Linked DNA regions of Homo sapiens: region 2 is linked to region 1. A link is a loop called in an ENCODE intact Hi-C map of the cell type or tissue named here. Cell type or tissue: CD14-positive monocyte. All regions are shown on one strand. Links, peaks and the distances in the headings refer to the core of each region. The heading gives the core; the rest is flanking DNA.

Region 1 (16,150 bases), core at 3,646-11,645:
TTACTTATGTCAAGAGGCTATTTACAATCTAACAAGTTTGACCTTATCTCCATTGGTGATCTTTCAAATGTGGCTCTATAAGGAAACCAAAATACCTAGAATTACAGGATTTGGCATACTCCAAAACAACATCAGTGACCCATTCAGATTGAGAATTATTTAACATTCACTGTTCTAGGCATCATGCTTAGTGTTTTCTTATACGTTATCTCATTTAATCTTCACAATAACCCTACAGAAATAAATATTATGATCAATATTTTACAAATGAACAAACTGAGGTTCAGAGAAGAAGTAAATTCTAAGGCTTAGTAGTCACAAGAACCAAACCCAGGATCCCAATTCCAATCTGATGAATTTTTTTTTTTCCCCCTGAGACAGAGTTGCCCAGGCTGGAGTGTAGTGGTGTGATCTCAGCTCACTGCAACCTTCACTTCCCAGGTTCAAGCGATTCTCCTGCCTCAGCCTCCTGAGTAGCTGGGATTACAGGCACACGCCACCATGCCCTGCTAATTTTTTTTTTTTTTTTTTTTTTTTTGAGACGGAGTCTCGCTCTGTCGCCCAGGCTGGAGTGCAGTGGCGGGATCTCGGCTCACTGCAAGCTCCGCCTCCCGGGTTCACGCCATTCTCCTGCCTCAGCCTCCCAAGTAGCTGGGACTACAGGCGCCCGCCACTACGCCCGGCTAATTTTTTGTATATTTTTAGTAGAGACGGGGTTTCACCGTTTTAGCCGGGATGGTCTCGATCTCCTGACCTCGTGATCCGCCCGCCTCGGCCTCCCAAAGTGCTGGGATTACAGGCACAAGCCACTGTGCCTGGCCCTTCTGTGGATTTTAACACTTCTATTCATCTTACCACTTCTGCTGTGTACTTTAGGCTTCTAGCATCACCCTTGTGAGTTAAAATATTAATTCATCTCCCAATTCCTCCAAGAAGTCTGATGTAAATTCCAGATTAGGAGGAATTTTTTTTTTTTTTTTTTTTTGGTGATATGGTCAGAAATGAAGGGAAAGTGCAGGTACATTTTGGTAACATAAATAGCTCGTCTATTCAGAACAAAACCAAGATGGTTCAACATACAAAATAAGATTTTCAAAATCAATCAATAAATATTCATCGATAATTGAGTAATGCGGATGAAGGAAGAACAATAATATATGACTTATATTCTCAATCAATTTGGGAAGACAAAACAGTCCAGGTAAAAAGAACAAGTAACAGTGCAAGGCTATGTATCACAAGGGCAAAGGGGACTCAACAACTCAATGCTAGAGGGATTCACAATAAGTAAAGATTCCTTTGAGGTAGGTTGGTAATGATTTTCAGCGGGGCTGTATAAATGTAAGTCACAACTTCGGTAGTAGAGAGGGTGTATCAGTTCTAAGGAAGGAGAAAGCAATGGGATTGGAGGACGGTGAGAATACCAACAGAGACATTCCTCGCTCAGTGAGCCTCGAAGGTAAGGTAGGACTTGGAGAGGGCTTCGCTGGACAGTCCAGAAAACAATGGATGCAATCAATAAGACTCTTAAGTTCAGACATCAGCCTCTGTATTCAGGCAAAGTCCATACCTGCCCCTCATCACACTGTGGTATTTAGAGGAGAGGCCTAACTTTCCTCAGAAGCCCCCAATGTGTGATTCGCTCTTTCAACTAAGAAGCCTGCTCTAACATTAGGCTGCAGTGCAGAGATTTATCAAATTCACCCCTTAGCTTTGTTCAGTCACTTCAGGATGAATCCTGCACATCCAGAGGATCTTTATACTTACTCTCAGGGTTCACACTCTCTCTTTTAGCACTTTATCTGGAGTTGAAAGAAGCAGCTGTCACTGACTCCATGCCCAGCGTGGAGGTGATCTGTGCTTTAATAGCTGAGGTCCCAGTTTGCCTGGAATAGTCCCAAAGGATTCTGTTGTGCTGAGCATCCACTGTTTTAACAATAAGTTATATAGCCACCCGTGTTATAGTCCTAACTACCATTCAACATGAAGCATGGGCTCAAAGAACCACTTTAGTCCCTTATCTCACAAAACAGATCTACATTTCTGCTGCTGTTCACAGGGACATCATGCCATGGGCCAAAAATCCCCACTTCTCCTAGGAGTATGGATTTGAGGAAGGCCTAAAATTATGGGAAACTCATGCTCAATCTAAAACCATTTAAACAGCCACCTGGCTGATGGTAACAGCAAATTATCCAGACAGTCTGACACTTAACCGTACATCATACTTTTCAAAGAGCACCACTAACACGTCAGTTACTCAGGATTGAGTGCCTGGCATTGCCACCCAGTGAACCGTTTCCTCTTTACAATGCTCAGAAACGACTTGAAAGGCACATTAAGCAAATATCAGACATAAATGTTACCTTAAGCAAACAATGGGAGGGAAGAATACAGAATAGGTCAGAAGCAGCCTCCTGCTACACAGCTGTTCCAAGGGCAAACACACTGCAGTGTTCTGGCAGAGTATGCACTCAACAAATGTTAACGTCTCCTTTGCCCAGGCTCTAATTGAAAATTCTTTTGCCACTTAAATACATGTTTAATTTAAAGGGCTCTGAGTCAGGTTTCTCCCCTGCTCAGCTCAGAGACAAAACATGCTGGACAAACAGGCAGGAAGTCCCGCTGAACATCTGTTTCTGGCTGGGGTGACAGTTCAAATAGATCATTTAGAACTCAATTTAAAATAGTAAAAATGTATTGAGCAACTGCCATGTTTTGAATATGATTTAGTACCTGACCAAGATAGAGTTCACCAACAAGGTTTCACTTCACCAGGAAAGGGAAGACAGGTACAAAAAGCAAAACAGAATCTAGCAGATACCCTAAAAGGAATAGAAACAAAGTGCAATGGAAACACAAAAGAAGGAAAGACTAGTTCTGATTTAGGGGGTGGTAAGGACTTCATGGAAGTATAAGGTATTATTTATCATTATCATCATCATAACAACATTAACTGCTATTACAGAGGGTTTATTATGACCCCATAACTACTCTAAATACTTTAAGTGTATTTTACTCTAAATTAGTCAAACTTGACCTTGAAGGAGGGTGTAATTGAGAGAAATAGAAATGGAGAAGAAAGGATATTCCAAGTGGCAAGAGCAGACTAATGAAAGGCATGATGTCAGGAGGCATTCAGGAAATAGTAACTACTGTGATCACTGTTTGTCAGACTTTGGAATATGTAAGGAATTAAAGGAGACAAGGCTTGAAGCAGAAGTTGGTGCCCTAAATATCACAGTGAGAAATTTGAGATCTGTTCAGTAGGCATTGAGGTTCCATTAAAGCAATGACACTTAATTGTAGGTCTATATCAAAATCCCTGGGTGGGGGTGGGGGGGTGAGTTTCTCAAAATGCCCATGCCTTATTTCTGGAAACTGACTGAGGAAGTCTTATTTGCAGCCCAAGAATCTTCACTTTTTCAGAACTCCTCAGCAATTTTTATGAACATCCCTTGGAGAACCATTGAAAGGCTTCTCTTCTGGGAACTGTCATGATTAAATCTGAGTTTTAAAAGACTTAAGCAGCCATGTAGAGGATGACTGGGTAGGGCACAGCCAGATAGTTGGGCACTGAGTTAGTAAACCCCTGCAGCAGGAAGGGAAATGTAAGGAGACTTGACGGGGGGTGCCTGTGGGCGTGTTCTGCTGAGGTGAATGTGTGTCAGGGTCAGAATCAGCAGGGCCTGTGCATTGACCAGATGTGAAGAGGGAATAAGAGATGACTCTGCTATTTAAGCTTATGCTGGGAGGATGGTACTGTTATTGATTGAGATTAGAAAGATAGAAAAAGGATCATATTTGAGGGCAAAAATAATGAGTCTAGTTTTAAGCATATTAAATTTGAGATGGTAATAGGTGATCTTAGGTGAGTTGAATCAGAAATATACATTTAGATAACCAGAAATGTACATCTAGAACTTGGATGTCTTGTTGCTTGACTATGCCAATAGAATATGACCATATATATAGTCATGTTCTCTAGACTATGTCTTCAAAATATTCTGAATTGAGGTGGAGTGTCTGGCTCATTCAAATTTTGTTTTGTTGATTTGAATAAGTGAGAATGTAAAAAAGATTCTCACAAATAATATTTTAGGAAGGGCCGGGCGATGGCTCATGCCTGTGATTCTAGCACTTTGGGAAGCCGAGGCAGGCGGATCACCTGAGATCAGGAGTTCAAGGCCAGCCTGGCCAACATGGTGAAACCCTGTCTCTACTAAAAAATATAAAAATTAGCTGGGCATGGTGGCATACACCTGTAATCCCAGCTACTCAGGAGGTTGAGACAGGAGAACCACTTGAACCCGGGAGGTGGAGCCTGCAGTGAGCCAAGATCATGCCACTGCACTCCAGCCTGGGTGACAGAGTGAGACTGTCTCAAAGCAAAACAAAAAAATTTTTAAAACATTTTAGGAAGCAAAACAAAAAAAATTTTAAAACATTTTAGGAAGTCTTTCATTCAAGGGTGAGGGAAAGAAGAGGAGTGACAGTGGGGCCTGAGAAAATGCTGCAGGACAAGGAGCCACAAGAATGCACAGGCAGCAAAGACACAGAAAAACAATTTCAGCAGGGAAGGGGATTCTTCAGTGTTCAATGCTTCTGAATTGTTAAAAAGGGTAAGAGAATTAACTGGTTAAGAATTAACCGGTTAATTAGGTTGTAAAGGGTAGAAGCTGACTGTCACTAGCTTAGACAGAAAGAAAAAAAGGAATTTAACGGCAGTGCCTAAAGGAGGATTCTAGGAGAGCTCACAGAGAGTCAGCGGAGGAGATGAACAACCAAGGTTCGGGAAGGGTAGGAACCAGGGCAGCTCTGGGGGCCTCCTAGGAATCTATGACCCCTCTCCCAGGTGGTGCAGCCATTAATACAACTCTGCTCCAGAAAATTCTGCACCTCTCCAGTCCATGCTCCATATCCTACGAGAGGGAAGTAACCTAGCTTGAGTGTGTGTCCCTATTTTAACTATGGCCAGGGAAAATGTCAGCAAAGCAAGGCATTCACTCCTTTCGGGGGCTAGCACTAGACCCCAGGGAGAAGAGGTCACTGAAGGTTAGCTCTACTCCAAGAAGCAAGTTCCACTGGAGTGTGGAACTTGTAGGAACCAGTTTGCAAGGTGTGTTCATACATGCAAGAGGGCAATGATGCATGACAGTGCTGTTTCCAGTCCCTCGACCATGAAAGGAAAGTAGCCTGAGAGTTGCAGACTTGAGGGCAGGGTTTTGGGGGCAGTGGAGACTTGACTATATTTGTAGACTGAAGCTGGATCCAGTGGAGTAATAAATTAACATACAAGAAATAAAGGAGGTAATTAATGGCACAGAGACCTAGGTGATGACCAAAGACTTCAGTCAACAATATACTGAATAGAAGGGATCCTGAGGAACTTCATGGAATTACCTATGTATTATATACAAGATAAGAGGAATGTCAAAAAGCAGGGAGATTGGATAGTTGCTCTCTGTATATAGGGGTGTCAGTGAAGTGGTCAGAAGAACTTGAGATGCTTGCACAAGGAGAAACAGTGAAATCAACAGGCTACAAAATCAAAGCAGAGATACACAAAAACTCTTTAGAGATGAAAAACTGGCCTGTGGGCTTGCAAAAGTTTGCTATAACCAAGGTAGATATATTAACTTGACTAAGCAAATAATACATACATTAAAAAGTGATTTTTGTGACTTGGGCACAGAAAAAGCAGGAAAAGTCACTGAAGCCAATGTTAGTAATTTCCATCTTAGCACTGTCCTAGAGAGGCTGTGACCTGGCCAGTATTTCCAGTTCTGTGGGCCAGAAACTTTCTTACCCTGAAGCCATTAAACAGTCAACTTTCTTAGCTTGTATTCTGCATTCAGGACAACCTTCCTCTTGATTATGGTTAAGCTAATCTCTTAAGGAAGACTGTGTTTGTCAGATAAACCTATGCAGTAATTTCTTCTGAAGGAATAAATTAATGGTTTCTGATTTTGATTGGACTTTTCATGGCACTTGGCACTGATCATAAGGACTCCAGAATTCTTATAGTAATTTATTATTGAAAATTAATAAACTGATGCCATGGTTGGAGCAGACACTGCTAATTGCCTATCCAATATCTGTGTTTAGTAACACACTATCACCAGTGGCCCATACATGGCCCTCTTTTATTGATTGATTGTATTAAATTATTGAAAAATAAAAACAATAAAAATTTAAAACTACAAATAACAGATACACTGGTTTGTATTCACTCTTGTAAGTTTGATTATTGTGCAGAACTAACACCTGAGATAAGTGTTTCTTCCTATGGATGAATAAAATTACAGTTCCTGGCCTGCATGGGTAATTTCAGGTCATGATGCTACCTTGGGAGGCCTGTGAGAGGTCATTAGTGGTCTCTTCCTGGTATATGTGCCCTTGGCATCATTGTTTGTTCTCTAGCCACTGTAGAAGAATGCTGATCTTTCTATACTGGCCATTTGGATCAAAGGAAATTGTTGGTGGAACAAACACAACTTGCACAACTTTTATTCCCAGTAAAGAAATTCATTTTTTGACTTTTGTTCACCGGCTTCTATACTAGAGGAAATTAGTTGATTAGCTTTCAAAGGTGCAAAAACTAAAAATAAGTGATAGTAAGCTTTAACTATGTGCCATGTAAGAACTCTGTATCTATGTGCATTATCTCATTGAAGCCACAATAACTGTCCAGCATCTAGTAAGAATAAAATCCCAGTGCCTCAGCCATGTCTCTGTCCTGTGTACTAAATCTTTTGAGTTTACCCAGCAATGACCTCTGTTTCCACCGTACTCCCGATCTTGATCTCTCTTTTTTTTTTCAGTGAATTTCACAGATCCATTTATTCATGCCATGAAGTAAGCGATACTTAAACAAGTGTACAGTCTAACACAGCTTACTTAAATTTACAAGCTGACTGATGTTTCATTTCATGTGTACTCCAGGTAAAGCTGGTTAGTGATGACTGTGAGCAGGCACCGGAGATTTCAAAGCTTTACTTCTTTTATTAGCACTCTGGATTTTATAAATGATGAGGCTCATCAGCCCCATTCCTACCCAAATATCCTGGTAAACTTGAGTATAGTAGAGCTTCATGGGGATCCACACATTTTTAATAATACTTTGAAGCATCTATACCTTTTGCCCACACCTGCCTGTACCTTGCCTCGTGCTCTGTGCACAGCAGCGCCATAGCCCAGGGCGTGTCCCCCTCGGCTGTAATTACTTGATGCTTCCATGTCCTCCTGGGCTATAATTACTCCCACTTGTCACAGCATTCTGGGTGATGACTCAGCCAGGTTCAGGCCAGAGCACAGGTGGGTAGCAACTATCCTGGCAACAGCCCACAAAGCCAGCATCCCCTCCAGGCTTGCCCCAAACTTTCTAGAGGGGAATCACCTCTCTCTTGCACCTCTTCCTGTTACTCTCACACCCAGTGTGGGTCTATGTCCACACTTCCTTCTGTAGATCAGGAGCACCAGATTTGTAGTATCTGAACTATGTCAAGCACCCCAGCTTCTCTTTTCTTCCTCCTGCCCCATTGGAATAGCTACTTTCTTAGTGCTTGCTTACCATCCAAAGAGTAAATCTTTTGTGAAAATCATCCCAGTAGTGTTTGTCTTGGTTTGCTAGAAATTTCCTTAGAAAGATATTTAGTTTCCTTCTAAATATGGCTTATTATTACAGTATTATTATTATTACTAAAATGATGATGGTGATGTCAGTTCATCAGCAGGCCTTTAATAATTTTCTTTGAATGCTATTTTTGTCTTCTGGAGGAGCCTACCTGATCAGATGAAAACAGGAAAGGAGTCAAATATCACCATGATCTAGGTGACCAACTTGTCCCAATTTACCCAGGACTTCTCTGGTTTTAGCACCGAAAGTCCTTCATCCTGGGACACTCCCCTATCCAGAACAAACTGGAACAGTTGGGCATTCTACCACCTCTAAAGAAAAGACCACAGTGAACTTAAGATAATCCTAGAATCACCACTGTCATTAACTGAAAAGTCTTTTCTAAGGAGATTTTTCACTCTCTTATTATTACATGTGATATATTTTATATCTATATCTCCAATAGGATCAGAGAGTGAAATATATATATTATAACAGCTATAATAATACACTTATTGAGTGCTTGCTACATTCTAGGCAATAAGTTAATGCAGCAACTCTGTGAAGTCAGTATTTTTAATTCTAATTTTCAGATAAAGAAAGTGAAATTCAGAATAGTTAGCAAGGTCCCACAACTAGACTTAAACCCATGCACTTAATGATTTATGGATTTAATATTTTATTGTAGGTAAAAAGAGAAAGAGCTGCAACAGTTGGATATCTGAGTAAAGCAAAGGTATAGTTCCATTGCCATTTATCTGGACAAAACAAAGATCAAGATACTGACAATTTATTCTATAAGTTACAACCAAAGTAATTATTTTGGTAAGCTTAAGAGGATACTCCCTTCACACAAAGTCCAACCTTAAATCACATCATTTTAAGGGTGAAATACTAGAAGCATTCTATTAAAGTCGGCAAGAAGACATGCTTGCTATCATTGTTATTCAATTATATCCTAGAAGTTTTAGGCTCTAAAATAAAAAGTTTCAAAATGTTAAATAAATAAATATTAGGTGTCAGTATAATTATTACTTGCAAATCATGATTGTTTACCCAGAAAAAACTTTTAAAGTCTGCTGAAAAACAGCTAGAACTAATAAAAGACTACATACATATCCAGAAGAATATGCTTCCAAAATTATTAACCTCTGGAAATTTCCAGTTATTGTAGGAGGATTTTGTTTTCCTTTTTTTCCTCATGAAAATGACATGCTAGGGATTAGAGAGGGGCCAAAATAAATATCCTGAGATGTTTATTACGTATCTCAGTGGTAAACTACATTTGAGCTATTGAGCATCGGGCTCATTGGGGAAAAGAGGCATAAGCATTTAGGGTATCCAATCCTCCGAAGGGTGGCTGGGGAGTTCTGTTGCCTGAACTGGAGGTAGAATTGGCCCTTTTGTGCCCCAGAAACAGGAGACTGTTAGACCCAGAAGAGGTCCTAGGGAAAGAAAATGGTTGCAGCTTTGGGTCTGAAAGATGGTAGACACCTGACCCACCCTAACTCCATAATTGGTCCAGCACCCTGGAGGAGTGGCACGGGGGAAGATGATGCACAGGGGAACTGTATTTAGAGAGATCATGTACTTTATTGACAAACTTGGGACAGTTCTTGAGATTGGAAAAGGACCCTTTTAACAATTATCCCAGGTATAAACTGAGGTGGTCCTGGGTCAACCAGCACACATGCTCACCCTTGTGAATGCACCTGGGGCCAGTGTCAGGGGCTGGGTCATGGCTTGCCTAGGCTGGCTGCCACTCTGCAATGGTTGCTGCCTCTCGTGGCTCAGCTGACATTGTTGGATAAGATTGCTGGTGACCTTAGGAGTGTCAATTTCTATCTTCTGGAGGCATTGTTTTCTGGTTCTTGGGTTGCTACGAGACTTGGAGACTGGGGCTTGGGCTCCATATTGCAGGAAAAACTGTTTATATATACATATATATACGTGTATATACACGTATATATAATTATATATATACGTATATATAATTATATATATACGTATATATAGTTATATATATACACATATACATATATATGTGTATATATACGTATCGTGTATATATACCCACGTATATATACTTATATATGTGCATATATGTATATAAGAAATATATATACGTATATAAGTACATATATATACGTATACATGTATACATATATACGTATATAAGTACGTATATATATACTTATATATACCTATATAAATATGTATATACATATATATACGTATATATATATACTTAAATAATGAGATATACTTATCTTTATTTTTTAACTTTCATCTGAGAACATATTTCAATAATAATAGTACACAACTTCCCCAGGCAACACCAGCCTGTGGGTGCAAATAAGGCCATCTTGTTATGAATTCCTAAGGTTTCCTGGCTTATTTTCCCACACGCCATGTGCCCCTAGTCCCTGAGCCTCATCAGGAGGTGTCACATGTGCTTAACTCACTCCGCAATCTGAGCTACTCCTAACTGCTCCCCCCATCAGCAGCCAGCATCCCTACCACTGTCCTGCAAGCATGGAATCCCCAGGCTGCTGAGGCTGAACATTACTGGAAACTGGTAACTATGAGAACCAGTGGTTTCCTATGGGGAACAGGTGTGGGAAGTAAAACTTACTTTTTAACTGTGTGCTCTGTTGCACCTTTGGAAATTTCATCTCATGCATTTATAGCATACTTTCAGAGATAGTAATAATTAAAAAGAAAAGAAAAGCAGTATGGGTAGCCGTAGAGGAGCCAGCTATGTAGCTCCCTGGTTTTTATGTTATATTCTGATTGAAGAAAACAAACTAAGCAGGGCTGCCTGTGAATTAGTGTGTTCCAGAAACAGCCCTGCCATTTTACTTCTCAGTCCTTTCTCTGCTTAGAACCAAGGCAAGCATTCAGGAGCCAGGGGCCAGGGGACAGAGTCAAATACCAGCAATGCCCCCATAATTCCCACTTCCTTCTGATGGTTAAAGGCTTTGTACCATGATGAGTCAAGCTCACTCTGCCTGGGGTCTCCGCCTTAGACCCTAAAAAAAAAGACTCCAATAGGTTACCGCAAACTCAACACAGTCCCAAGATGAATGAGCCACCAACATGGAACCCAATGAAGGGTTAGCATAGGTCTAAGAGGGGGAAAGTTATTTTTAAAAAAGATAAATGCTCTGAGAAATACCAATTATAACTGAAAATTGTTCATAAAACCCTGTAAAGGGCTCTTGACTAAATCATTAATATGCATAACCAAACTCCTCCTCTCCTGGGCAGGGTAGTTCAGCCACAAGCATGTATTTATGTAATTAGTGTTATGGTTACAGAAGTGGCCCAGGGAAGACTTAGTTCTTTATTAAAAGAGGGGACTTGTGGTCCCTGTGAAACCTCTGAGAGGTTGGGTAGTATCAAGAGCCATGCGCATTTATAAGAGTGCCTGGCACACAGCAAATGGTTAACACATATTAGCTTTTTAAATTATTGTTATAGTTGTTTCTATAAATTCAAGTGACTTAGAATGTCAAACACTAAAATTGGTTTTTTTAAAACTGGAGTTATTTATCTCAGAAGAGTAATGACAATATCTCGAGGCCATATGTCATAATTTTAGCAATAATTACTCTCTCCAGAATGGCAGGATCTGCTGCTTTTGGAAGATTCTCAAACACTATTTATTCAAGAAGAACAATGATTTAGATCATATTATGGGCTTTGCTGTCACCTAGTGGAAATTTGATTATTATAAACAATTCTCAATAACAAACTCATTCTGAGCTACCGAACCCCCAAGTTTCAGTGATTGCCAGCTGGCTTCCATTGGCTTGCATTCTACAGTTAATTATATTACCAAACCTCTGGTGACAGTCCATCTCTCTGTGGATGCACTTATTTTTAAATCCAAGACAGCAAATCCTGTGTGAGCTGCCTCATTAGAAGCCAGCAGTTGCAGAGAACATTCTTGGCAACTTCCAGATCTCCTGGTCACTGGAATATTGCCAGATCCTAAGAGCAGAGGGACAAACAAACAAACAAACAAACACCTCAAAAAAGCTACCTAATCGCAAGTCCCTTTCTAAAGTGTTTTCATATATTGTCCTACTTTATTACATGGAGTACATTTTTTTCATTTTAAAGATGAGGACATTGCTGCTCAGAAAGGATAACACAGTCAGGAAGTCAAGCAAAAAACAAGAAATTAAAGCTGTCTTCCCACTCCAAATTCAGAACTCTACCTAAGTCAATACCCTGCCTACCAGGATCCTGTGGTTGGCTCATCAGAAATATTAGGAAAGAGGCTAACAGTTTGGTTTCTTTTGAGACAGATCAAGACAGAAGACAAGGCCCTAGGGTTCATAGGCCACTGGGTGGGAAGATACATTCTTTCCCTACTCAGGTTAGTTCCACCACTCTACCCCTGATCTCCTGCCCTCTGGTTCCTCTGGGCTCTTGCTAATGTAACTATCCCCCTTTCCAATTCTCTAACCTCCCCCTCTCCATGGGCAAATCCCTTCCAGCTCTAAAGACCAAATCCAAAAATCTGCCTTCATCTATATTTCTCTCCTGCCCTTCCAAATAGGCTTATCCAAATACTCTTATCACATTTCACCTCCACAATTACTTTTTGTTTTTGTTTTTGTTTTTGAGACAGTGTCTAGCTCTGTTGCCCAGGCTGGAATGCAGTGGCACAACCACAGCTCACTGCAACCTCCGCCTCCCAGGCTCAAGAGATTTTCCCACCTCAGCCTCTCAAGTAGCTGGGACTGCAGACACACACCACCACCAGACATGGCTAATTTTTTTGTATTTTTAGTAGAGATGGGGTTTTGCCATGTTGCCCATGCTGGTCTTGAACTCCTGAGCTCAAAGATATCCGCCTGCCTCAGCCTCCCAAAGTGCTGGGATTACAGGCCTCAACCACTGTGCCCGGCCTACACAATTACTTTTTTTTTTTTTTTTAAAGACAGAGTCTTGCTGTGTTGCCCAGGTTGGACTGCAGTGGCACGATCTCAGCTCAGTGCAACTTCCACCTCCTGGGTTCAAGAGATTCTCCTGCCTCAGCCTCCTGAGCTGTAGCTGGGACTACACGTGCCTGCCACGACGCCTGGCTAATTTTTGTATTTTTAGTAGAGACGGGGTTTTACCATGTTGGCGAGGCTTGTCTCAAACTGCTAACCTCAAGTGATCTGCCTACCTCGGCCTCCCAAAGTGGTGGGATTACAGGCATGAGCTACCACACTTGGCCACACGATTACTCTTTAATGCACCCTGGTGTGGTTTCACCCAATCCCACTCCTCAACTCCCTCCCCTATGGAAGTCATTCAGGTTACCAAGGACCACCTACTTGCCAAATCCAGGGGACTTTACAGTTGTCTGCTTTACTCCTTGGGACATTTCAGGCTATGGACCATGGTCTCCATATGAAATGTATCCTTCCACAGCTGCTGAACCATGGCTCCCCTTGGTTCTCCCACCATTCACTCTTAGTCTCCTTTACAGTTGCCACTCTTATTCTCCAAGCTCCCTCCAGGAGAACTCTCAAGGGACTAATATCACCTGATTCCATGTCTTTGGCTGGGACCTCTTCCCTGAGCTCCTATCACATTGGATCTCTCGAGACACATTGGATCTCAAAGACACTGTGTCAAATTGCACCCATCACCTTCACCCAAACCTGCTTCTCCATCAGCTGCCTGTAAGAAGTAACTAAAACTTATCAACAGGAAAATGTAATAGTGACAAAATTAGTGGAAAATCCCTGGGCTTAAAGGGAGGATAATTTTTTTATGCCATTTAGTTGGGGAGAGAGATTCACCTAAAGATTTTCAAATTTGTTTTATCTTTTTATTTTGTAAAAGTTTCACATTTATAGAAATGTTGCTAAATTAGGACAATAAACTGTCATATATCCTTCACCGAGATTTGCCAATTGTTAATACTTTACCACGCTGGCTTTATATCTTTCCACCTATAACTATGTTATTGTTGTTGCTCTTAAAAGATAAATACTAAAGTATTTAGGGCCTAGTGAAAGGGCCTAGAAGTAATGCAACCTGAGCTACAATGAAGACACCTAGCACCTAGATCTTGATGCCTACATATAATTCCCCTTTAAAAATAGCTGATTCAAAAATACAACTGAAGCACATTCACTCCTAATACTTTAGTATTTGTATTTTAAGAACAGGGACATTGTTTTACATGGAGCAATGACTGTTCAAAAAATTTAATGATGATACAATAATACTACTATGGAATATGCAATCTCTGTCCAAATTCTATCAGTTGTCCTAGCAATATCCCTAATAGCAATGTGTTTATTTTTTTTTCTCATCAGACATTCAGTAACGAACCATGCTTTTCATTTAGTTGTAATCATTTTTTAATGACTTTTAATCTAGAATGGCTCCACAGCCTTTCTTTCTTTCTTTATTTCTTTTTTTTTGAGAGGAGTTTCATTCTTGTTGCCCAGGCTGGAGTACAATGGCATGATCTCGGCTCACCACAACCTCAGCCTCCCAGGTTCAAAAGATTCTCCTGCCTCAGCCTCCCAAGTAGCTGGGATTACAGGCATGCGCCACCATGCCCTGCTAATTTTCTATTTTTAGTAGAGACGGGGTTTCTCCATGTTGGCTAGGCTGGTCTCGAACTCCTGACCTTGTAATCTGTCCACCTTGGCCTCCCAAAGTGCTGGGATTACAGGCTTGAGCCACCATGCCTGGCCTTTCTTTTTCTCTTCTGACATTGATATTTTTGAAACATTCAGACCAGTTGCCTTGTGGCTTATCCTTCAATTTGAGATTGACTGGTGGTTTCCTCATAATTAAGTTCAGGTTATACATTTTTGGCAGGAATGTTACATAAGTGATGTTGTATTCTTAGCCTTTCTTATCAGGAATCATAAGATATCAGTTTGTCCCATTGTTGGTGGTCACTTAGCTACAGTGTTATCTGTTATGTAGAAATACTTTTTTCCTCTTGTAGTTAATGAATAATCTGTGAGGAGAAATTTTCATGCTGTGTAAATATACTCATTCCCAACAAACTTTCACGCAATGGTTTTAATATTCCTGGATGATTCTTATCTAAACAAAATATTACTATGATGGGTGCAAAATCGTGATTTTCTGTGTTATTCCTTCCACATTTACTAGTTGATGTTCTATTATAAAGAAAAGCTCTCCTGTTATTCTTATTATTTGTTTTTCTCTTTGTTTAGTATCATTAAGGGCACTGGTGGATTCTTAGGTTTTTTTCCACAGTGTTATAATCCAGTAGTGTCAGGATTCTTTGGGATCTTTTTTTTTTTTTTTTTTTTTTTTTTTTTGAGACGGAGTCTCGCTCTGTTGCCCAGGCTGGAGTGTAGTGGCACGATCTCGGCTCACTACCAGCTCCGCCTCCTGGGTTCACGCCATTCTCCTGCTTCAGACTCCTGAGTTGCTGGGACTAGAGGCACCCGCCACCATGCCCAGCTAATTTTTGTGTTTTTAGTACAGACCAGGTTTCACTGTGTTGGCCAGGCTGGTCTCAAACTCCTGATCTCAGGTGATCTGCCTGCCTCGGCCTCTCAAAGTGTTGGGATTACAGGCGTGAGCCCCTGCGCCCAGCCGTCTTTGTTCTTTTATTTGTTTTGTTTTTGATCATTGATTTGGCTAGAGGTCTCTTTGAGATTCTTCCTCTTTGTAACATCCTTGGGCCTTTTTATTTTTCAAATAATTTCTTTATTTTCTACTACAACAAAATATTCTAGTCTTATCTTGTATTTATGTTGTATTTTAGAATCAGCTATTTTTAAAGGGGAATTATCTTTAGACACCAAGATCTAGGTGCTAGGAGTGCTCATTGTAACTAGAGTAGCATTACTTCTAGGCCCTTTCAGCAGAAAGAGCTAGGAAAGATATATACATTTTTATTATTTTTTATTTCTTAGAAAAAACATGATTTTATGCTGACACCTCTAAATTTTCCGCATTCCATAAATTATATCACCTCTCTCTCATAGTGGGAAACCTGGCTACCAGAAACATTAGTATATTTACTAATTTACTCAGTCCTAAAATGCTCACCAAATAATTTCAAAATTGCTACACCCATATCACTAACAAAACAATATTTGTTTGAACTTCTTTTTGTTTTTAGACTGAGGGTGTATATCTAAGTATTGTGTTCAAAGTGACTTGGATTCGGCCAGGCGCATTGGCTCACATCTGTAATGCCAGCACTTTGGGAGGCCGAGGCGGGCGGAGATCAAGACCATCCTGGCTAACACGGTGAAACCCTGTCTCTACTAAAAATACAAAAAATTAGCTGGGCGTGGTGGCGGGCGCCTGTAGTCCCAGCTACTCCGGAGGCTGAGGCAGGAGAATGGTGTGAACTCGGGAGGCGGAGCTCGCAGTGAGCCCAGATGGCGCCACTGCACTCCAGCCTGGGTGACAGAGCGAGGCTCCGTCTCAAAAAAAAAAAAAAAGAAACAAAAACCAAAGTGACTTAGATTCATTCAATTTTTTTCCCTTTCATGCAGTTCTGTCATCTATTTGATA
Region 2 (16,150 bases), core at 4,948-12,947, 280 kb before region 1:
GAGGGCAGGAGCAGGATTCAGGCAAAGGCCTCCTTGTTTGGATCTAAGGGCATCATCATTTAGTAAGCCCCTCTGTGTGCACGCACTGTCCTCAAAACTGGAGATACCATGGTGAGAAGATAGACGTGGTATAGAGCTTATAAGATGGAAAAACATTCACCAACCCTTGATATAAACAATACATTCTAATTGTGATGACACCATGAAAAAGAAATCCAAGGTGGTGTGAGCTTGTGGAGAGAGACAGCTCTAATCTCATCTGGGGTTGCACATGCTTTCCTGGGAAAGCTACATAAGCTGAGACCTGGAGGAGACAGAAGGTAAAGAGGGTGTGAGGGAGCCTTCTAAGCACAGGGAGCATCACGTGCAAAGGTACTGCAGTGGAAAGGACCCAAAGAAAGTTAATACTTCTGGAGTGAATAGAAAGACTGGGCTGGGCGCGGTGGCTCACGCCTGTAATCCCAGCACTTTGGGAGGCCAAGGCGGGCGGATCACAAGGTCAGGAGATTGAGACCATCCTGGCAAACACGGTGAAACCCCGTCTCCACTAAAAAATACAAAAAAAATAGCCAGGCGTGGTGGCAGGCACCTGTAGTCCCAGCTACTGGGGAGGCTGAGGCAGGAGAACGGCGTGAACCTGGGAGGCGTAGCTTGCAGTGAGCCGAGATCACGCTACTGCACCCCAGCCTGGGCGACGGAGAGAGACTCGTCTCAAAAAAAAGAAAGAAAGACTGACAGGGTATAGAATATGACTAGGGATGAAGGAAAGGGTAAGATACTTCAGGGTGGGATGGGGATTTTGTTTTGTAAGGACTTTGGTATTTATCTAGGAGCAATGGGAAGGCATTTAAAGATTTTAATCAGGGGTGTAATCTGATGAGATCTGAATTTTTAAAGGTTCTCTTTGCCTGCAGCTTAGAGAAGGGACTGGGGAGAAAGGGCACAGGAGTGGACATCATGAGTCCAGTTGGGAGACTAATGCAAACACAGTGGTGGCTTAGAAAGGATGTGGAGAGAAATGGTGGATGAATAAAACCATTCATTTAGTGCAGAGCTAAATGAATGTGGAGGTGAAGTGCGGGGAAGTATCGCAGATAAACTTCCAAGTGTCTGGCTTAGCACTGGGTGGCTTGTGGGGCATGTTTGGTGGGGACAAGATAGGCTGTGTTTGAGGTGATGGTGAGAAAGCCAAATGGAAACAATGACAGGGAGCTCGGAGAAGATGCCTGGGTTGGACTTGGCAATGAGTAGAAGGCGACTGGCATCACGGGAGGAGATGGGGTCACATAAGCAACGTCTCACTGCAGGACTCTCACCTCAGGGAGAAGAGACCAGGGGCGGCTGAGCCCTCAGGAGTTCCACAATTTCCTGTTGGACTCAATGACTTCCATCATCCTGGTCCAAGCCGCAGTCCTCCCTGTTCCCACGTGGCAGTCAGACTGATCCTTATAGAAAACATGTCAGATGAGCTTAAAACCTTCTCCTCAGCCTAAAACCCTCCAGCAGCCCCCAGTCACTCAGGAGAAAAGCCAGAAACCTCACAGAGGAGCATAAGGCCTTGCAGAATTCAGCACATACACTACTTCCCCCGTTAACTCTCTGACATGATTGTCAAGTGCTCACCCTCTCATCCCTGCACCAGGGCGTTTGCACTGATGTTCCCTCTGCCTGAAATGCTTTTCCCTCTCGTGTTACATGGCTCACTTCCTTAGCTCCATGTGACCTTTTCAGGTTCCTGCTAAACAGTGAGCTTCATGAGGACAAGAGTTTTTCTCTCTCCCTTCATTGCTATTTTCTAGCACCTAGAAAAGTGACTAACACATACTCTGTCTTCAACAAAAATTTGTTGGATGAAAAAAATGAATGAAAAAATTTTAAAAAGTCTGTGTGAGACAAAGTAGCAAACTTAAGAAGCCAAATTTGCTCATTTCTGCTTAAACTTCTGACTCTGTGACACCATGCAGCTCTCTGAAAGATAGTTTGAGGACAAAACAGGAGATAGCACATGGCCCCCATGTCTCTTGCCTGAGTCAACATAATTCCTTAAAAGGATAAATGATCCTGGCCCTTGGCTTTTCTTACACATAAGATGTCTGACCGGGTTAGTGATCATACTTTTACAATCTATAACCAAAAGTACTTTAGTAATCTATGACCAGATGTACTCTTACACTGAAGCCTTGATTTGATTCTGCTATAATACAACTTCTGAGCCAGTTTGATGTGATTTTGCATGTACTGAACCTCCACCACCTGTATCTAAACAGTGGGCTGAAGCCCTGTGTCACAGCGGTCTGACAGAACCTCTGACAGAGCAGAAGGGCTGTTCCTGGGCTGTCGGCCTCTGTCTATAATCCTCAGGAAGCCTTCTGAATAAAACTAACTTTAATTATTTAAAAGTTTTGCCAGGCGTGGTGGCTCATGCCTGTAATCCCAGCACTTTGGGAGTCCAAGGCAGGCGGATCACCTTAAGTCAGGAGTTCGAGACCAGCCTGGCCAACATAGTGAAACCCTGTCTCTACTAAAAATACAAAAATTAGCTGGGTGTGGTGGTGTGTGTTTGTAATCCCAGCTACTCAGGAGGCTCAGGCAGGAGAATCGCTTGAACCCGGGAGGAGGAGGTTGCAATGAGCCGAGATGGTGCCACTGCATTCCAGCCTGGGCCAGAGAGTGAGACTCTGTTAAGAAAAAAAAAAAAAAAAAGGCTGGGCGCGGTGGCTCACGCCTGTAATCCCAGCACTTTGGGAGCCTGAGGAGGGTGGATCACGAGGTCAGGAGATCGAGATCAACCTGGCTAACACGGTGAAACCCCGTCTCTACTAAAAATAAAAAAAAATTAGCCGGGCTTGGTGGCGGGTGCCTGCAGTCCCAGCTACTCAGGAGGCTGAGGCAGGACAATGGTGTGAACTCAGGAGGCGGAGCTTGCAGTGAGCTGAGATCGCACCACTGCACTCCAGCCTGGGCAACAGAGCGAGACTCCGTCTCAAAAAAAAAAAAAAAAAAAAAAAAGCTGCAACTGTTACTATAGGGGGGAAGCTCTTCTCCAGTTCAAGCTGGTTGAGACCACTGATCCTTCAACTGGGCCTGTGCAGGTGACCAAAGAATGACCTTTCAATGTCAGAGAGCCAAAAACTCCACCCTCAGATCATGCTAACACTGCCATTTTCTGCACACATGTCATGTGATGAACTGTGTAGCTCAATTATGCTTGCAGAAATCCCAACAACCTCACCTTTCCTACCCGCCAATCATCTTTTCCAACTCTTTAGACCATCCTGCTTTCTTTCTCATAAGCATCTCCAAGCTCTATTTTTGGGGAGGCCTGCTGGAGATTTGTTCTTCTGCTTCCTTGCATTACAGTGTTGTGAATACAATTTTTCCTCTTAGGCAGAAATCCATCATCACAGTGATTGGATTGCTGTGTGATGGCAGAATGAACCTGGTCACTAACAAAAGAGGTAAAGAAGTAGCTAAAGGGGGATATGAGATCAAGGAGGGTTTTTATTAGGTTTTTAAGAGGGAGAGGTGGAAACTTGCCCAAATGCTTATTGGAAGGAGCCAGGAGAGTCTGAGATACAGATTTACGAGAGAACAGATAAAATTAATATAGTGTAAGCTCCTCAAGAAGGCAGGCTGAGACCCAGACATTGCCTAGGAAGAGAGCCTCTCTTCTCCAGGAACAGGACAGATTGAGGGGTTGACACAGTAGAAGGTGAGTCTGTGGAAGCAATGAGCATTTCCTATGATAGCTTCTGTTTTCTCTGTGTAGTAGGAAGGGGGTCATGGGCTTGGAGAAAGCAAGGGAGGAGGGAAGCTTGGAGGTTTGCAGGCAAAGGAGAAGACTTGAAATTTTGGACACAGGCCCACGATCAATTGGCTAATAGAATGAGTGACATCAGACACTAAACACTGGGCCTATCTGTGAAGTGTGATGGAGGCCATAAATTCCATTTCAGTGCATCTCTGAGCCTGCTCAGTAGACACCATGAACAAAGCTCACTCTCTCAAGTTGAAAAAACTTATGGACAAGTTGTCACTGAAATTAAATGGTGGTAGATGTGTCCAAGGAATACTGTGGGGATTCAGTCATTTTATGAATCTTATGATAGATGAATGTGTGAAGATGGCAATTAGTGGGCAACAGAACAATATTAGAACAGTGGAAATAGGAGGAAACAGTATCATCACGTTAAAAGCCTTGGAACAAGTCTAAATAATGGCTATCCAGCAGAGGAATTCATGTCCCCTCTCCAAAGGGTCTGTTCTCTATGATGTAAAAATTAGATCGTGTACATTTTCATATTAAACTTTTTATTAAATAAACTTTTGTAATAGTCAAAAAAGTTGGACACAGAATGACAGAGGGTAGGTGGTAGTGTTAAATAGGTGGGTGTGATATTGCTATGTACTAAGAAATATACAATTTTATTTTCATCCTCCCCTAAAACCCTTGGAATCATTCCTAAAATCCTTGGAGTCTCCAAAGGGATAAATGTCTCTTTGCATGCAAATAAAATTATTTTTGGCTACGGTGTCCTATAGTGTCTGCGAGTGGGGGTTGGTTGGCAGGGAAACCAACCATGTGATTAGAAGGTTGGAACTTTCAGCCCCCTGTCTCCAGGGAGGGTAAAAAAACTGAAGGTTGAGTTGATCACCAGTGGCCAATTATTTAATCAATCGGCACTACATAAATGAAGCCTCCATAAAAACTCAGAAGGACAGATTCTGAGAGCTTCCAGGTTGCTGAACACATGGAGATACCTGGAGCATGGTGCATCCTGGGAGGGTATGGAAGATCTGTAGCCTTCCCACATACCTCTTATGTACCTCTTCATCTGGCAGTTCATCTACATCCTCCATAACTTTATTTATTTATTTATTTATTTATTTGTTTATTTATTTTTATTTATTTATTTTTGAGACGGAGTCTGACCCTGTCGCCCTGGCTGGAGTGCAGTGGCGCGATCTTGACTCACAGCAGGCTCTGCCTCCCAGGTTCACGCCATTCTCCTGCCTCAGCCCCCGGAGTAGCTGGACTACAGGTGCCCGCCACCACGCCCGGCTAATTTTTTTGTATTTTTAGTAGAGACGGGGTTTCGCCGTATTAGCCAGGATGGTCTCCATCTCCTGACCTCGTGATCCACCTGCCTCGGCCTCCCAAAGTGCTGGGATTACAGGCGTGAGCCACCATGTCTTGCCCATGCTCCATAACTTTGTAACAAACTGGTAAACATAAGTATTTCTCTGAGTTCTGTGAGCTATTCTAGCAAATGGTTAAACCCAAGGAGGAGGTCATGGGAACCGTTGATTTATGGCTAGTTGCTCAGAAGTACAGGTAACAACCTTGTGCTTGCAATTGGTATCTGAAGTTGGGGGCCATCTCGTGGGGCTGAGCCCGTTAGTGGTGGGGTCTGTGCTAACTCTCAGAATTAAATTGTAAGACACCCAGTTAATGCCTACAGAGGATTGGAGAATTGTTGATGTGAAAAACCCACACATCTGGTGTCAAAAGTGAAGTAACTGAGTAAAGAAAAACAGTTTGTTTTTCCCTTTTGAGTGGGGGAGGATGCATGGTGGGGCCCAAATGAGGAAGCCTCTGGTTATTAAATAGAATAGATCAAACAAATATAGCTTGTAGGTCAAGGGGTCTAAGAGCCATAGACCTCAATTTCCTTATTATTTGGAGAAAATAATTATGAGACGAAGTAGCAAACATCTGCCTCTGGCCAGTCTCACAGCCAGCCCTTGCAGTGAAGAAGCCATGCCTCAGGTTTTCATGTCTCTTACCTGAATCACTGTGTTTTTTAGAAAAGATAAGCTCAATGATCTCAGCCCTTGCCTTTTCTTGTACGTAACGTCTGACAGTATTAATGATTTTCCCTCTGCAATCTATAATCAGATGTGCTCTCACACCCAGGCTTTGATGAGATTTTGCTTTAATGTAACTTCTGAGCACATGTAGAACCTCCACCATCTAATACGTAAGTTATGGGTTCATACACTGCTTTGGAGCAGTCTAACCAAAACTGAAAGATTCACCTGGATTGCCATCTGAGGGAAGACTCAGTGAAACTAACTTTAATTCTGTAAAAGCCTAGGTTTCTCTTTCATTGACACAATCTGTGATCTCTCACAGTTTTTACATTTTACAACTCTGCTGGGCCCATATAGTATCAGGATAATGTTGGCTTCTTCTAACATCTTAAGGTAACTGAGAAGGTTGCTTCATCTCCGACAGAAATTCCATTAGAGTCACGGGGCACAGAGGTTTTTTTCTATTCTCCGACCTCTCCAGGAAGCAATAATGCATTATTTCATGAACTAGAAGTAAGTAACCTGAGAATCTCTGCTATTCATATTTGGCATCACTGTGTGGGCATTGACCTCTATGTGTGTGCCCGAGTGATTCAAGGCTTGCAGTGGAAGATAAACTACTATAGGACGTGCAACCCCCACTCCTGTGTGGGGCATGGTGAAAAAGACCACTGGTTCTGGAATCAGGGAATCTGGGTTCAAATACTAGATCTTCCACTTGGGGAAGAGAAGTCATGTTGATGGAGGAGAACCTCTCTAAGCCTCTGGTTTCCTAACCAAAGAGGCCAATGATAAGGCCAGCCAACTGTGCACAGGTACTTACTGGAATACTCAACATTCTGAGCCAGCAGCTATTGTGAGTGTGTCTTATAGTAACTCATTTTATCTTCGCAACTTTCTAAGAAGGTACTATTTTCATCCTTATTTAACAGGTAAAAGAAACTGAGACACAAAGATGTTAAGTGATTTGCCCAAGGACACCCAGTTAGTGAGAGTCAAGCCTGTCTGACTTGGGTTGGTGTTCTCACCCACTCACAGCAGCTGCTCCAGGCACTAGTGAGATGTGCCACTTACTGAAGCCTGCACACCTTATGTGTGTTTAGTTATCACAATAACCCACAGCGTCATTATGACACCTCTTTCATGAATAAGGCTGTGGAAGCTCACAAAAGTTACTCCATTTGCCCAAGACCAACAGAGCCACTCTGGCAAAGCCAAGATTAACTGGCTTCCAGATCTGCTCTCTTCCTATGAAAATAAGGTAACACATGGAAAATGCTTGGTAACTTGTAAAACTCTGTATTGACAATGGTATTACCATTCTCAGTGGTCCTTACTCTCTCTAGAGCTCACAACTTTGTGTTGCTTTTACAGATAAGAAAATTGAGTTCCAGGGCAGTAAGTTAATTTGCTAGCATTCCACAGACAGAGTTGGGTTTGGAACCAGGTCTGTGCTTCTCAAAATGGAGGCTCTTAGGCCCAGGGGTAATGGATAAGGTGTTCTGCATAAAGGTGGTGTATCCTTCTACAGAATTTATTTTATTCAGATATTTGGGTAAAAATATCATTTTTATGTTAAGCATAGTGATATATTAGTGCCTCAGAATGCAACACTCATATTGGTTTTTATAGTAAAATATGAGACTTCAATTCTGCTTTTCCTCCTGCAGCATAGGACTATCTCCTCAGGTCCCTGAGATATGGATTAGCCCCTTTGGTCAGGAGGGGTACTTGGGCGGATGTTGGAGAAGCTTCTGCTACACTGGGCAGCCTCTCGCTGTGCCATGTGCCTCTGCTCCCCTCACCCACAGAGGATGCTTCTAGATGAATCCTGCCTGAACTCAGGGAGGCAGAAAAGACAGTCTCATAAGAAGTCTGTGAGTCCCTGAGAGTACTTTGCTTTTTAACCAAAAGATATAATTACTTCTCTTTACCTGATTCATTCGCCAGTTGATGAAATTGATGTATTAAAATATGTTCGCTCACTAGGTTTCTAACTTTCCCAAAATGCTTCCAGACAGACAGCTTTGTGCCCACAGCTGTGAGTGTCTTGACATTTATCTCTAGCTGGGACGCTGGGATCTAGTCTAGAGTCTGTTGTGTCTTCTTCTGTGACCTCAGGCCGGGCACATTACCTCAGTGGGCTTCAGTAACCTCACTTACAGGGGACAGGAGTTGGAGAATCACTAAGATTTCTTTCCATTTGGGCAGGTTTTGGGACCCAGGGGTTAAGTAAAGACAAGAACATGAGGTTCAGTAGCTGGGAATGTAAGTTCCCTGAGAGCAAGGCCTTTTTTGTTCATTGCCTGAAACAATGCAGGACATACAGTAGACAGTGAGTTACTATTTGTTAAATGAAATGAATAAATCTCCTCAACTTCTTGCCTGGCAGAATCAGTAAATACAAAGGAGGGGACATCCAGACAGATGACCTGAACAGAGTGGGCAGCTGGCTCACCTTTGCTCCACTCCACTCAATGCTAGCCCAGAGCCTGGCATAGGTGGCTGCTCATGGATTGAGCTTTTAAACAGCACTGAGGGTGTTCGGCAGGCAGGAGTAGGGGTGGTCTCAGTGGATTGTGGTCATTAACAGTCCTTAAGCTCCAAGAGGCCAAGGGCAAGATGAGGGAACAACATGACACTTATAGCTTCTGGCTGTGTTTGTACTGGTGGAGGTGACTATTGCTACCTGACTTAGATGTGAATAAAACTGCGGAGGATAAGGGATGAGAGGTGGAAGTGTTTTCTTATTTGTGTGTGTTGTTTTAGCCCCCTAGAGACATTGTTTTGCATTTGTAGTGTAAGCAAAGGCTCCGGAGAGCTGGTGAAAGATGCTTCCTTCCCTTCTCTCCTACCCCGACATCACTGAATGTATTTTCCCTTCTCTACCACTGGGAGTCGCAAGTGCCCACAATAATGCTCCGTTTCTTTTTAATAAAACAAACGGGAAGTATCTTTTTTGTGAAGATTTGTCCTTCACTGATGCACTGCCCTTTGGTTGATGAATATTCAGAAAAGGGGTAAGGGCAGGGGATATTGTGAAGGGTAGAACAGAGGAATAATACGGGGCAAAGCTTGGAGTCTGTTTCCAAAGAGCAAAAGAACGGATCTCCTCCCCAGGTAAGCTGTCACCTCCCAACTGTGGTGGGCATAAGTACATGGTAAAGCAAGTGTGGGGTGGGAGAACGGGATGCCCGGTGTCAACCACATCCCCTACATCTCCAGGTTAAATAGTCTCCCAAGGTGACGCCATCAGGCAGTCAAAGTCAAAAACCATGAGTTTAGGATGAGGCCATATTTTAAAGGTCCATCACTTTAAAGAAAAACATTGAGTTAGAAAAGATTTAAGAAGCCCATGTACATGGCCAAAACAGCGAGTGGCTGAAGCTTGGAAAACGTTATTTTACTGGACCTTTCTTCTCCACTGGGCTGCAAACCTCAGTGTTCATAAGCTTTGCATTCCCAATGCCTGGTGTAGCTCCCGGGCCACTGTAGACTTACAGTAAGCCCTGGAAGGAAGAAGAGAGAATGAGGAAGGAAGGGAAGAGGTAAGGAAGGAAAGAATGGAAGGTGTGCGTAGTAAGAAGGTAAATGTGGCAGATGGCCCCAATGACTCCTGCCCTCTGGTGTTCATGCCTTTGCGTGATCCCTCCGCCGGGAGGTATGGGCTGGACCTAGTGACTGCCGCCCAATAGAGACTACTTCAATAGTGATGGTATCTTACTTACCAGCTTGCAAAAAGGCTGTCACTTCTGTCTTCAGCACCTTTCTCACTCTCTTACTCTTTTGTTTTGAAGAAAGCCAGCTGTCAAGTTGTGAGCTGCCAACAACCAGGTGAGTGAGCTTGGAAGCTTGGAAGAGGGTTTTCCCCCATGTGTCTTGGGATGGCCGCAGCCCCATCCAACATCTTGATTACAGCCTTGTGAGAAACCCTGAGCCAGAGACATCAGCTAACCACACTCAGATTCTGGCCCCACAGAAACTGTGAGATAGTAAGTGTTTCTTCTTTTCAGATGCTAATTTTATGATGACAGTCTTAGGCAGCAATAGGTACCTAATACAGATTTTGGTACCTAGAAGTGATATCTAGAAATGTAGGAGTGTAGGCAGTGGATGGAACCTGGAAGGGTTTTGAAGAGAGGGTTAGAGAAAGCCTAAATTGCCACAGACTTTTTATAGAAATCTGGGTTTTGAAATCACTGCTCTTAATTATTATAACTTCCATGCATCTCAAAAAATGCAGATACTCTGCACATAGAGAAAAAACTTTAGGCAAATACTTGTGTTCCTCTTTAGCTATTGCGGGATCTGGCCAGCAGCCCGCAATGCAATGGGGCTCTCTCTTTGTTCCCAGGCAGATCAGCAGGTTGAGAAATAATAGACACACACAAGATAGTGAAAGCTGGGTCCAGGGGGGGTCACTGCCTTCTGGTCCCACGGTGCCAACGATGCACTGGATATGCCAGCATTTATTATTAAGTTTAGTGAGGAGGGGGTAGGTTAGTGAGGGATTTAGGGTCATTTGATTATGAGGTGAGATGGTCACATGGGGATGAAGTAATTCTTTAACATAACATTTGTATGTAGAAGTACAGTACATTTGTATGTAGAAGTACAGTATACAGAGATAAGAATTTACAATATAGTGTGTGCATCAGTAATTTCTAACAGAGGCTTAAAACAGAAACACAATCTTTCCATAACCTATGATTAGCAAGATATTAATCAGCAGTAACAGTTGCAACAAAAGCTGGTTACAAACAATCCATAGAAACAGGACATGAAGCTAGACAACCGGTTAGACCAGAAATTCTCAGAAGGGAGTATGCCTTAACCCTCAAGAGGCCTAGAAGAGCCGTGGCAAGATGAGGGCATTTATAGCCCTATCTTATCCATATGGACAGGCACCCCCCATGCATCCGTTTATAGGCTCTCCACAAAGGTCGCATTCCATTCCTAGAGCTATGAACATCTGCTTTTCTGGGATAGGAATCTTGATGATGTGAAACCTCCCTGACTGCACGTCCATTCATAGGCTCTCTGCAGGGGGAAGCACATCACATGCTGTTGGCTCATTCTGGCAGTCCAACCTGGCATTGTCTTTACACAATCCTGCATGCAATTTTTTATTTACAATAATCAGGAGCATTTCATCTTTTATTCCATAGCAATAGTTTCAGGGGGTCTCCCTACATCTCCCCCTTTTCTCTGATTTAAATGAACCATAGCAATCATAGCTTGGTGCTGATCACAATTGGATTGAAGAATATTTTTTCCAATTTTACACATGAACAATAAACCAATAGCACAAATTATATACAAAACAAAATTAACGATAGTGGATCCTCCCAAAGATTTTACCTATTGAATGGGGTTGAGATTAGATAATCCCTCAGAGATACCACCTAAAACTTCAGCACCAGGTAAAGCAGTTAAGTGTGCTTGTGAGGCCTCAAAAATCTGTTCTTTTAGCTTGCTTATGTCTAAACTTAAATTATCTTCACTTCCTTGTAAATGACAGTTTACTGATTCCCTATTGTAAACAGACTCATTTTATTGAAACGGAGTTGTACAAAAATTAGAAGTATTCCAATCACATTGCATTTGTAATCTATGTTCTAAACTCATAATTTTATCTCCCATCCATGTAACAGTTTGTCTTAGGTCATTAATTTGGTTAGCCAATTTTTTATCAATACCTGACTGAGAATTCCATATCTGAGTAGAATTTTTTTGCCATTTATCCACAAAATGAACAGTTTGAATAGATTGATGTAATGCAACTCCAGCAGTAGCAGCAGTCGCAGTTACAGCAATCAAGCCCATTATTATTGCAATTAATGTAAAAATAAATCATTTACTCCTTTTAAGAATTTTCTGTAGAATATTGTTAATAACATGGATAGAGGGGGAAGATTCCCAAGGCCCATGTAAGGCTACAGGGAGCCAAATACCTTCTCTGGCTCTGACTATTAAAATACTATGATATTGATTAAAGGATGAGTCAATACAAATACACAAGTAACAATTAACACAGGTAATTATGTTGGTTTCTGAACTATCATGCATCTTTCCTACTAATAACGTATATGGTAGTTTAACACAACTTTTAAGTGATATAGTTTTGTTGGACTCCATATAGATAGTATATATATTTTGAGGTGACAAGGTGGATTTACTTATAACACTTTCTCCAGCCCAAACTCTCATACCAGTCATAGCTATTGTTAATCTCCATAATTCTGAATGTTCAGGTTCTAAGTGCAGAACAATGAGCCTTGGCTTTGGAGGGGCAACCCCTGCCCCTTTCCACTTAAGAGGAAAAAAGGAGTTAAATCTACGATATAACAGGGGAGGGTTGTCACTACTTTTTTGATAAGTAATATCATAGAGAAAATGTTGACAATCTTTGTGACCTTGAGAGCAATCATTAGTAATATGACCTTTGGGAGCCCAGTCAACAATGGTGTACTGAGAAGAATTAAATAACACAGTTCCTTCTGAGCTAACACAATCTTTCCATATTAATTTGTCAGCATTTGAAGACAAGTTGAGAGATCATGCAGGTCCTAAAGGCTTATATTGGGTTGTGTGAATATATTCAGTGATTTCTGTTTTGATCTGCCTTAGAGGTTTTAATGAGAGCCCTGATACCAAGTGTCCCAAAGGAGGGACAGAGTGACCAGATGGTAGTGTGACCGCCCAAGTTTGAATATCTAATGAGAGACATCCATTAGTGGGTCCCAGGCACAAAGGTGGACACCTAAAACCTAAAGTGATATTGAAAGGGATTCCTTCTTCTGAAGGTTGGGCAGGACAACGATCATCTACAGAACCAGGCATCCAAATACTATCATTAACATAGACCTCGATAGGAGCGTCCATCTATGTCATGGCTCGAATAAGAGGAGGAAAAGGAATATAGGCCCAATGTGTATAGTTTTTAACAGTCTGTGGGGCAACAGAGGGTAGAAGGATCAGTGTCATCAGGAGGAGGCAGAGGTTGAGCCAGACCTGGATCTCTGGAGACAAGTTGTTCAGGAAGGCTGACTGGATTGTCTGTTGTAAAGGAGTTAGCGTGGTCATTTTCTTCTTTTTGACGATTGGATGTGTTAGTTGTTTCTTGCTGTGGTGCTTTTTCAGCAAATTTCTCTGTCTCGTTGTTGTATGCATTTTCAGGACACAATTTCATGTGTCTAGCAGGAATCCAAACAGGAGATTGATGTTCACCTGGGGAAACACAAGCATAACCTCTTCCCCACGTTAAAATAGAATTTTTTGACCATATATTAGATTGAACATCTTTCCACCATACTTCTCTTCCTTGGTTTACTGTAGGACGGTTACCAGAGAAATGTTTTTCTGGCATTAGTATAAGTGAGTTGATGAAATTGTTCTGCATCTGTAATGGCTAGAGAAACTAGAGTATCAACTTTATGATTACCACTGGATAAAGGTCCAGGCAAATTAGTATGAGAACGAATGTGAGTGAAGAAAAAAGAGTGGTTTCGGTTTTTTGTAACAAAGACAGTTTTTTGTAACAAAGAGAAAAAGGAAAACAGATTAGTGTCAGTAATATTTTTGATGGTAGCTGTTTCTATTGCCTTAGTGGCATGCACTACATATGCTGAGTCAGAGAAAATATTAAGAGACTGATCAAAATCCTGTAATGCAGAGATAACAGCAAACAACTCAGCTTTTTGAGCAGAATTGTATGGAGTAGAAATGACTTTATCTTTTGGTCCTACATACCCTGCCTTTCCATTACTGGATCCATCACTAAAAATGGTAATGGCTGTCTCTAGTGGTGATGAACGAGTAAGTTTTGGTAGAATCCAGGAAGTATTTCTTAGAAATTGAAAGAATTTTGACTTAGGCAAATGATCATCAATAGTGCCAATGAAGTCAGCCAGATTAGTCTGCCAGCACAAGGATGTAGAAAAGGCATTTTTAACTTCATTTTTTGACAAAGGGACTACAATAATGTTTGGATCAAAGCTGGAAACTTTAGTGATATGTTGACATCCTAACCCAATCAAAGTGGCTATTTGATCAAGATATATTGAAAGAGTTTTAAAGGCTGAATTAGGAAGAAATACCCATTCAACTAGAGAATCATTTTGTACTATAAGTCCCGTAGGAGAGTGGATGGAAGGAAAAACTAAAAATTGTAAAGTCAAATTTGGGTCAATATGAGAGACTTGTGCCTCTCTCACTCTTTGTTTTACAAAAGACAACTCTTGTTTTGCTGGCTCAGATAGAGAGCAAGGACTGTTTAAATCTGTATCTCCTGATAAAGTGGCAAATAGATGAAATAATGCATAAGTAGGGATGCCTAGGGTTGGTCTGAGATAATTGATGTCACCTCGTAATGTTTGAAAATCATTTAAGGTGTTTAAATTGTCAGTATGAAGTTGGACTTTTTGGGGCTTAATGGAGTGAGCTTCTAGCTGCATTCCTAAGTACAGAAAAGGAGTGGCTTGTTGAATTTTATCAGGAGCAATGTGGAGTCCTGCATTGGCATCAGCTAATTTTAAAGAGGTAAAACATTGAATTAATTCATCTTTAGTGGAGGCAGCAATTAGTATATCATCCATATAATGAAGAATGTAATTATTTTTAAAAGTCTGTTGGATAGGTTGTAACACAGTACCGACAAACAACTGACAAATAGTAGGACTGTTAATCATTCCTTGAGGTAAAACTTTCCATTGATATCTAGCTGCGGGAGCTGAATTGTTAATGGAAGGTATAGTGAAAGCAAATTTTTCACAGTCTGACTTGTCTAAAGGAATATGGAAAAAGCAGTCTTTAAGGTCAATGATAATTAAAGGCCATTCCTTAGGAATCATGGAGGGGGAGGGCATACCGGGTTGTAACACCCCCATAGGTTTAATAACTGCATTAGCAGCTCTTAAGTCTGTTACCATCCTCCATTTTCCTGACTTTTTTTGTACAACAAACACAGGAGAGTTCCATGAAGACAATGAGGGCTCAGTAGTGTTTGCTTGTAGTAAATCATTAACAATTTCAATTAAAGCCTCCAACTTGTGTTTGGACAGTGGCCACTGCTCTACCTAAACAGGTGACTCACGCATCCATTGTGCAGGGACAGAGGAAGAGAAGGAGAGTGAGGGCGCTGGGATGCGGACTGAGGGGAAGCAGGGTTCCAAGCCTCTGAAAGAAGGGGTCCCGGAGCATCAAAAGAAACAGTGGGCTTAGAAAAGGGGAGAGGTCCAAAAGGACAAGAGGAACGAGAAACAGACCATTCAGAAGAATGCCGCATGTCCTCCTCTGGCAGAGGGGGCAACAGCTTAGTAGAAGAAGAGTTAACATATACAGTTTCCATGATAGGAGGCGGAGGGAGGGGATCATCACCAGGTTCCTCCTCTTGGGGAGAAAACAAGGAGAGATCGAATTCTTCTTCATCATCAGAAAGAGGACTAGTAGGGGGGTCAGCTACCCGAGGTAAAGGGAGCAGTTCACCATCTGCATTAACTTCTGGCAGTTGAAGAGGACCACCAGACTGAAAAGGAAGTAAAGCAACACAAATGAGAGCCCAGTCAGTACAAACAGAAATAGGAAGTAAAACACCATTCTCTCTTGAGTTGGCAGAGTGTGGCACCAACTCGATCCCAGTCTAACAGGTCCATAGAACCTTTGTCAGGAAACCAAGGACAATGTTTTTCAATAGTCTGAAATAAGAGAATAAAGTTATTGGAATCAGCCTTGATTCCACCCTGTTTAAGAAGAAGTTTAATAAAAGACAGATAAGGCTGGTGTTTAAACTGTGATTGTCCCATAATAAGCCTGGAATATTACTGGTCAACAAACCTGAGAAGAGGGGAGAGTCGGAAAAACCATACCCGGAGACCTTACCGTTGAGACTGAAGACTAGTCATCACAAACTGCACTCAGAGTGCACTGCGCCGAGGAACAAAGAAGGCCATGTTGGGTGCCAGATATTGCGGGATCTGGCCAGCAGCCCGCAATGCAATGGGGCTCTCTCTTTGTTCCCAGGCAGATCAGCAGGTTGAGAAATAATAGACACACACAAGATAGTGAAAGCTGGGTCCAGGGGGTCACCGCCTTCTGGTCCCGCAGTGCCAACAATGCACTGGTTATGTCCAGCATGTATTATTAAGTTTAGTGAGGAGGGGGTAGGTTAGTGAGGGATTTAGGGTCATTTGATTATGAGGTGAGATGGTCACATGGGGATGAAGTAATTCTTTAACATAACATTTGTATGTAGAAGTACAGTACATTAGTATGTAGAAGTACAGTATACAGAGATAAGAATTTACGATATAGTGTGTGCATCAGTAATTTCTAACAG

What was found. Hi-C counts contacts between places; a loop is a spot of excess contacts. Peaks named below come from ENCODE experiments on the same cell type or tissue, not always from the same donor. Only the 100,000 strongest peaks of a DNase experiment are listed, where the experiment ranks them.
Region 2: a loop joins it to region 1, with 14 times the contacts of the local background. A loop is called at or near these places in 76 of 110 quality-filtered maps.

The regions. Positions count from the first base shown.
Region 1 is chr11:93,214,499-93,230,648 of GRCh38, forward strand. LOC112268080 (ATP synthase subunit ATP5MJ, mitochondrial-like) reads right to left here and starts at 8,042. Exons shown (of 1, transcript XM_024448785.2): 1 at 6,810-8,042. The coding sequence starts at 7,132. The coding sequence ends at 6,956. In CD14-positive monocyte, for the core only: CTCF peaks have their summits at 11,321 (motif pointing left) and 11,520; no DNase peak of the experiment used is centred there.
Region 2 is chr11:92,933,458-92,949,607 of GRCh38, forward strand. It overlaps the pseudogene SNRPGP16. Among named protein-coding and RNA genes, the nearest start is that of LINC02746, 26 kb to the left of the region's middle. In CD14-positive monocyte, for the core only: CTCF peaks have their summits at 8,714 and 8,923; a DNase peak (open chromatin) is centred at 8,714.